Regions from separate parts of the Mus musculus genome. Here region 2 is linked to region 1. A link is a contact called in ENCODE Hi-C data. All regions are on one chromosome and are shown on one strand. The core of a region is the stretch at or near the end of the contact, and the rest is flanking DNA. Distances in the headings are between cores, read along the strand shown. Region 1 has its middle 17 kb from the start of Cdrt4os1. Region 2 holds the start of Hexdc (hexosaminidase (glycosyl hydrolase family 20, catalytic domain) containing).

The links. Hi-C counts contacts between places; a loop is a spot of excess contacts on that map.
Region 2: a map of T-helper 1 cell shows a loop between it and region 1 (507-fold over the local background). The contact joins the promoter of Hexdc here to the enhancer-like site in region 1. A Hi-C loop is called at or near these places in 3 of 37 maps with a recorded cell type or tissue (T-helper 1 cell, T-helper 17 cell and regulatory T cell).

The regions. Positions count from the first base shown.
Region 1 is chr11:63,019,469-63,022,210 of GRCm38, forward strand. No RefSeq gene overlaps it. Among named protein-coding and RNA genes, the nearest start is that of Cdrt4os1, 17 kb to the left of the region's middle. Within about 2 kb of position 1,328, at least 1 of the 3 ENCODE cell types and tissues checked has a DNase peak (open chromatin) inside an H3K27ac peak, as active enhancers do.
Region 2 is chr11:121,206,386-121,209,085 of GRCm38, forward strand. Hexdc (hexosaminidase (glycosyl hydrolase family 20, catalytic domain) containing) reads left to right here and starts at 1,258. Exons shown (of 12, transcript NM_001146073.1): 1 at 1,258-1,390. The coding sequence starts at 1,307.

The sequences.
Region 1 (2,742 bases), core at 78-2,577:
AGCCATCACTGCTCTGTTTCCATCCCCATTTCCTAGTTTTCAGCTTCTGGTTGGTCCCTTCCTTGCCCTACAAACCTTTTAACTTTCATTTTTTTTATTGCTGCACCCCATTCCCACATACCCACTGAGCTCTGTATGGTATTTGATGCATGTAGATACTGTGTAATGGTTACAGATCACAAGAGGGTTGCTCTTTCCACGGGAGCAGAGCCTAATCACATTTTTGTTTTCCTCTTTGCTCTACCCCACCCTCTTTCCCATCTCTACTCCCCCTCTCCCCTTCTGGGTAACTTGTCTCTTTCCCTGTAGCCCCACCCTACTGCAAGTCACTGCCTGTCACTGCTTTCCTTGTTTTCTGTATCAAAAGGCTCCTTCCTCCACCCCCACACCAGTCCAGGTACTCCACATGTCTGCCCCTACTGTATCTGGATCTGCTTGCATCTTCTTCATCTAACTTCTCTATGGAGTGACTCTCACTCAGGAGGGGCACATCAGAGATATGGACCTAGCCACCCCATGCTCGAGTTGAAGGAATAACTCCAGGCTAGCTTCCTTGTTCCTCAGGGCCCATCTCCTACCCTTCCATACCCATTGCACATTTTGCACGTCTTTGCTAGCACATGTCTAGAGGTCTGCTTGGGCTGCTCTCTGCAGTGCCACAAATGAGGTGACTTAAATGGTGTCAAAGCATTGCCGTGCTCTGGAGAAGTAGTTTCTTCCCACAGTCTGGGAGGCTAGAAGCCTGAAACCTACATTTGGACAGGATTCTTTTCTTAAGACCCTGTCTCCTGGTTTGTTGATAACATCTCTTCCCTGTGACTTCAGATGTACTCCCCTCTGTGTGGGTTTGTGTCCCACTGAGCAGTTCTTATAGTAGCACCAGTAATAAAGAACTAAGGCCCACCCTCTCGGCCTCACTCTAATTTGGTTGCCACTATAAAAGCCCTTCCTTTAACTGCAGGCATACTGAGGTGCTAAAAGGATAAGGCTTCATATAGGAAGCTGGGTTCTGATGAGACACCGGCTGCTAGCCCTGTCACTAGAAGAGTATCAGAGACCTAGGGGTCTGACAGCTTTTGAACTAGGATCCAAAGAGAGGAAGCAGATGAGCAGGCAGACTGAGCTGCAGACCGGATGCCTGGAGACAGTCTCAGAAGCAAGGGTCCTGTGGTGAATTTGCAGGCTGCTATGGCCCCCAACACAGGCTTGTTTGGGAGTCCACAGCACTGAGAGAGGCTCACATCCCACTCCATTAGTGCAGTAGGGCTCAGTCTGTCATGCTCTGGAAACCCATCTGGAGATGGGTTTGCTTGGCTTCCCCTTGTCTGTGGAGATGAAAAGAGGAACTGGGTAATGAAGTGCTAGTGGGAGGAGCTGAGAAAAGGCTGATGGAGCCAAGGTCCAGCTGTGCCTTCCTTGGGTCCTGGAGGGTGCTATCCCTCCCCCTCCTGTGTGTGAGTGGCTGGCTGTTTCTTTGTGCCTGTCTATCTCTAACCTCATTCCAACTCCCCCCACTCCTCCCACACAAGTTCTCTCTGTAGCCCTGGCCTGGAACTCACAGGTTTAAAGGTCTGACCCAGGCCTCATCTCTCTCTGTTGCATCTTAAATAGAGAAAATCTGGCCGAGCATCAGGGCTGTTTTGGCACATGCCAGCACACAGACGCCAGCAAGAATTGTGCTCATCGTCCATACTCTACCCTGCCCTTCACCTTAAATAAATTAATCACCAAAACCTACCTTCCTTTTGAGGACCTTCGTCTTATATTTGCTAACCAGAGACAGTTCCCTGTGAATAGCAACTCTGTCCCAGGTCCAGCTGTTTGTGTGACCTTTGAACCCATGCAAGGCCTGGTGTCTCTCACCTCCCATTACTCCACCACATCCCTGCGGTTTGGCAACATGAAACAGGGTGAGAATTCTACATGTAGTTTGGGCCTTTCCCTGACCCTGGATTTACCACAGTCTCAGTCATGATATAAATCAAAGATGTGGAGGTTAATCTTGGTTTGGCCACATGGAACAGGGTGAGAATTCTACATGTAGTTAGGGCCTTTCCCTGGCCCTGGGTTTACCACAGTCTCAGTCATGATATAAATCAAAGACGTGGAGGTTAATCTTGGTTGTCAGCTTAGACACATCTGGAAAGTGGGAACCCTAATTGAGGAATTTCTTACATCAGCTTGTCCTGTGGGCATTTCTTTGAGGTTATTTTCTTGACTACTGATTGATGTGGGAAGGCCCAGATCACTGCGGACTGCTCTATCCCTAGGCAGGTGGGTCTGGACTGTAAAGAAAAGCAAGCTGAACAGCCAGAGATGGGGAGAGCCAGTAAGCAGTGTCTGTGGTTTCTGCTTGAGTTCCAGCTCTGGTTTCCCTCCGTGACAGACTGTGACCTGCAAGTGTAAATTTCCCCCAAGTGACTTTTGGTTATGATGCTTATCACAGCAACAGAAAGTAAGCCAGGGCGAGACACTGCCTTTAACAAGAGCCATCCTCTATCCCAGAGATGAAAGCTACTCTTTCCCAGCCTGGCATATGCTTGCTGTGGGGATGGTACCCATTTACCTGGTCACATATTCTGTAGATTCTAGGCTCCTGTAGGGCAGGACAACCTGTTTGCTTTCCCTTGCACCTCCAGGTCTAATCCTGAATTCCATAGGGCAGGACAAACTGTTTGTTTTCTTAACATCAACTCTTGTGCCTCCAAGTCTAACCTTAACCCAGAGTTTGTACAGAGAAGG
Region 2 (2,700 bases), core at 8-2,507, about 58 Mb after region 1:
ACAGTGGCTGTGTTCCAGATATAGCCAAAGTTGTACCTTGTGCTGTGGCTGGACTTGGTAATGTGTAAGAGTCACCCAGGTGGTACTGGTTTTGAAGGCATGAAGGAGTTGAGCAGAACAGCTGAGGATTGGCACTGTGAGAGGCCATGGAAGGCCATTGGTGAAAGTGCAGCCTCAGTTGCAATTGATGGCCCAGGACTGAAGGGGTCATGCAGTGTTTTGGAGATGCCAGTACCATGAGATGACCACCAAGAGCAGCAGCAGCAGTGGAGTACAGGCATCTGGAGCCTAGAGGATGACACATGTGCTACAAAGGGCCTGGCTGGAGAAGTGACCCAAGCCCTTGGAGGAGCCCAGAAGATCGTGAGTTGGATCCCAGACATTGGACGGTTAGAGATTGACTTTTGCTTTTGATTGTGACTGTGCCCTGATATTTTCCCTCTTGAAGGAAGAAACTGTTTTAGTGGAGCCCACAGTTAAGAGACTTTTAATTGTAAAAAGACTTTGGATTTTAAAAGAGATGGATATTTTAAAGAGATTGAAATTTTAAGCATATGTAAAGACTGTGGGACTTTTAAAGTTATTTAGAATGGGGATGAATAAGATTGTAAGGGTTGAGGCTTACTAGTGATGTGTTTGTGTGTCAAGTTGACAAGGGGTCAATTGTACTGGCTAGCTTTGTGTCAACTTGACACAGCTGGAGTTATCACAGAGAAAGGAGCTTCAGTTGAGGAAATGCCTCCATGAGATCCAACTGTAAGGCATTTTCTCAATTAGTGATCAAGGGGGAAAGGCCCCTTGTGGGTGGGACCATCTCAGGGCTGGTAGTCTTAGTTCTATAAGAGAGCAGGCTGAGCAAGCCAGGTGAGGCAAGCCAATGAAGAACATCCCTCCATGGCCTCTGCATCAGCTCCTGCTTCCTGACCTGCTTGAGTTCCAGTCCTGACTTCCTTTGGTGATGAACAGCAGTATGGAAGTGTAAGCCGAATAAACCCTTTCCTCCCCAACTTGCTTCTTGGTCATGATGTTTGTGCAGGAATAGAAACCCTGACTAAGACAGGTGGGAAAGGTGTTACAGGTGTATGCCACTGCCATGCTTGCTATAAATCATCATAATCTCACAAGGAAATACAGATCATTAAATGGTTAATAAATGCCTATCTCAGGGCAGTTTATAAATATTGTATTCAAATGTGGAAATAAAGGAGAGGGCTGTGTCTGCTCCTCTTTATAACTTAAGTTCTCTCCACCAGGAAGAAGTCCCAGACAGAGACTCTGTTATAGGAGTTTACAAAAAAATACCAACATGTCATCACCCACGCCATTTAAGATGAGATTAGTTCATTTGGACCTTAAAGGAGCGCCGCCAAAGGTTTCATATCTCTCTGAGGTAAGGACTCCCTTCACCTCGAATGAGCTTTCACTCTGTGGAAGCGAGCACTGGAGAGACAGCCTCGAGGCCTTCTGGGTCCTGGTGGTGACAGAGCATGGGGTTTTCATCCTCCCAGTTCCCCTCAGAATCAGACAGGACCGTGTAAATGGCCAGTAAAACTCAGAATCTACCTGTCTTTTTTTCTTTTCTTTCTTTTCTTTCTTTCTTTTTTTTTTTTTTTCAAGAATCTGCCTGTCTTGACCCTGCCAGTGCCAGGGTTATAGGCACACACCACCATCCCTGGCTTTTATATGACTGTTAGGGATCCAAACTCCAGGAAAAGAGGAGACTTTAGACCTAAAGTTGAGAAAACACATAAACAAGGACACCCTGAGACAACAGGAGCAGAGCGATACAATCACAAATTAATGAACCAGAAGCTAGAAGAGGCAGGAAGGACTCTCCTGTGAGACCTTGTGAGAAAGCATGCCCTGCCAACTCCTCAGCTGGAACTCCTGGCCTCCGGGACAATGAATGAAATCCCGTTATTTGAAGCCATGTCATTTGTAGTCATTTCTAACAATAGACCTAGAATCCCAATACATTCTTCAACATGAACACAGTATACTCATCTGTAATCCCAGTACTTGGGATGTAGAGGCAGGCCGTTCAGAAGATCAAGGCCAGCATCAATCCCACAGCAAGTTCAAAACCATCCTGAACTACAATTCATGAGACCTTGTCTCAAAATGAGAGGTGATAGTAGGATGCTGGAAAGATAGCTCAGTAGTAAAAGTGTTTGCCACCAGGCCTAATGACCTGAGTTCAAGTTCTAGGGACTTGTCTTATGGTGGGCAAGAAGCAGCTCCTGTAGATTGTCCTCTGACCTCCACGTGTGTTTAGGACACACATTTATACACACAATTAATTAATTAATGAAAAAAAAGTAAGATTTAGGTGTCAGGTATCACCATAGATTCTAAAACCGGAATAAGTATAGTCATATCTCAATACCCTAAAGCCCGTGTGGGGTGAGCAGCCTTAGCAGAAGGTGATAAAGCAAAGAGAAGGGAAACTGTAGCAATGCTGTGACCAAAGGAAGTAGAAAATACTCCCAAATAGATTTTACCCACATCCAGAATTGGGAGGAGTTTTCAACTGGCTTGAATTTGATAATGAGTGTATAAAATGAGGTTAAAAACAAAAGTATGGGGGTTCTGGAGGACCATAAGACTCAAAGAAACCAGAGACCTATCATAAGGACAAAATATTGGAGGAAAGTAAAGAGAATGTTCAGATAACCAGGAGGAAGGAGGCAGAGACCAACG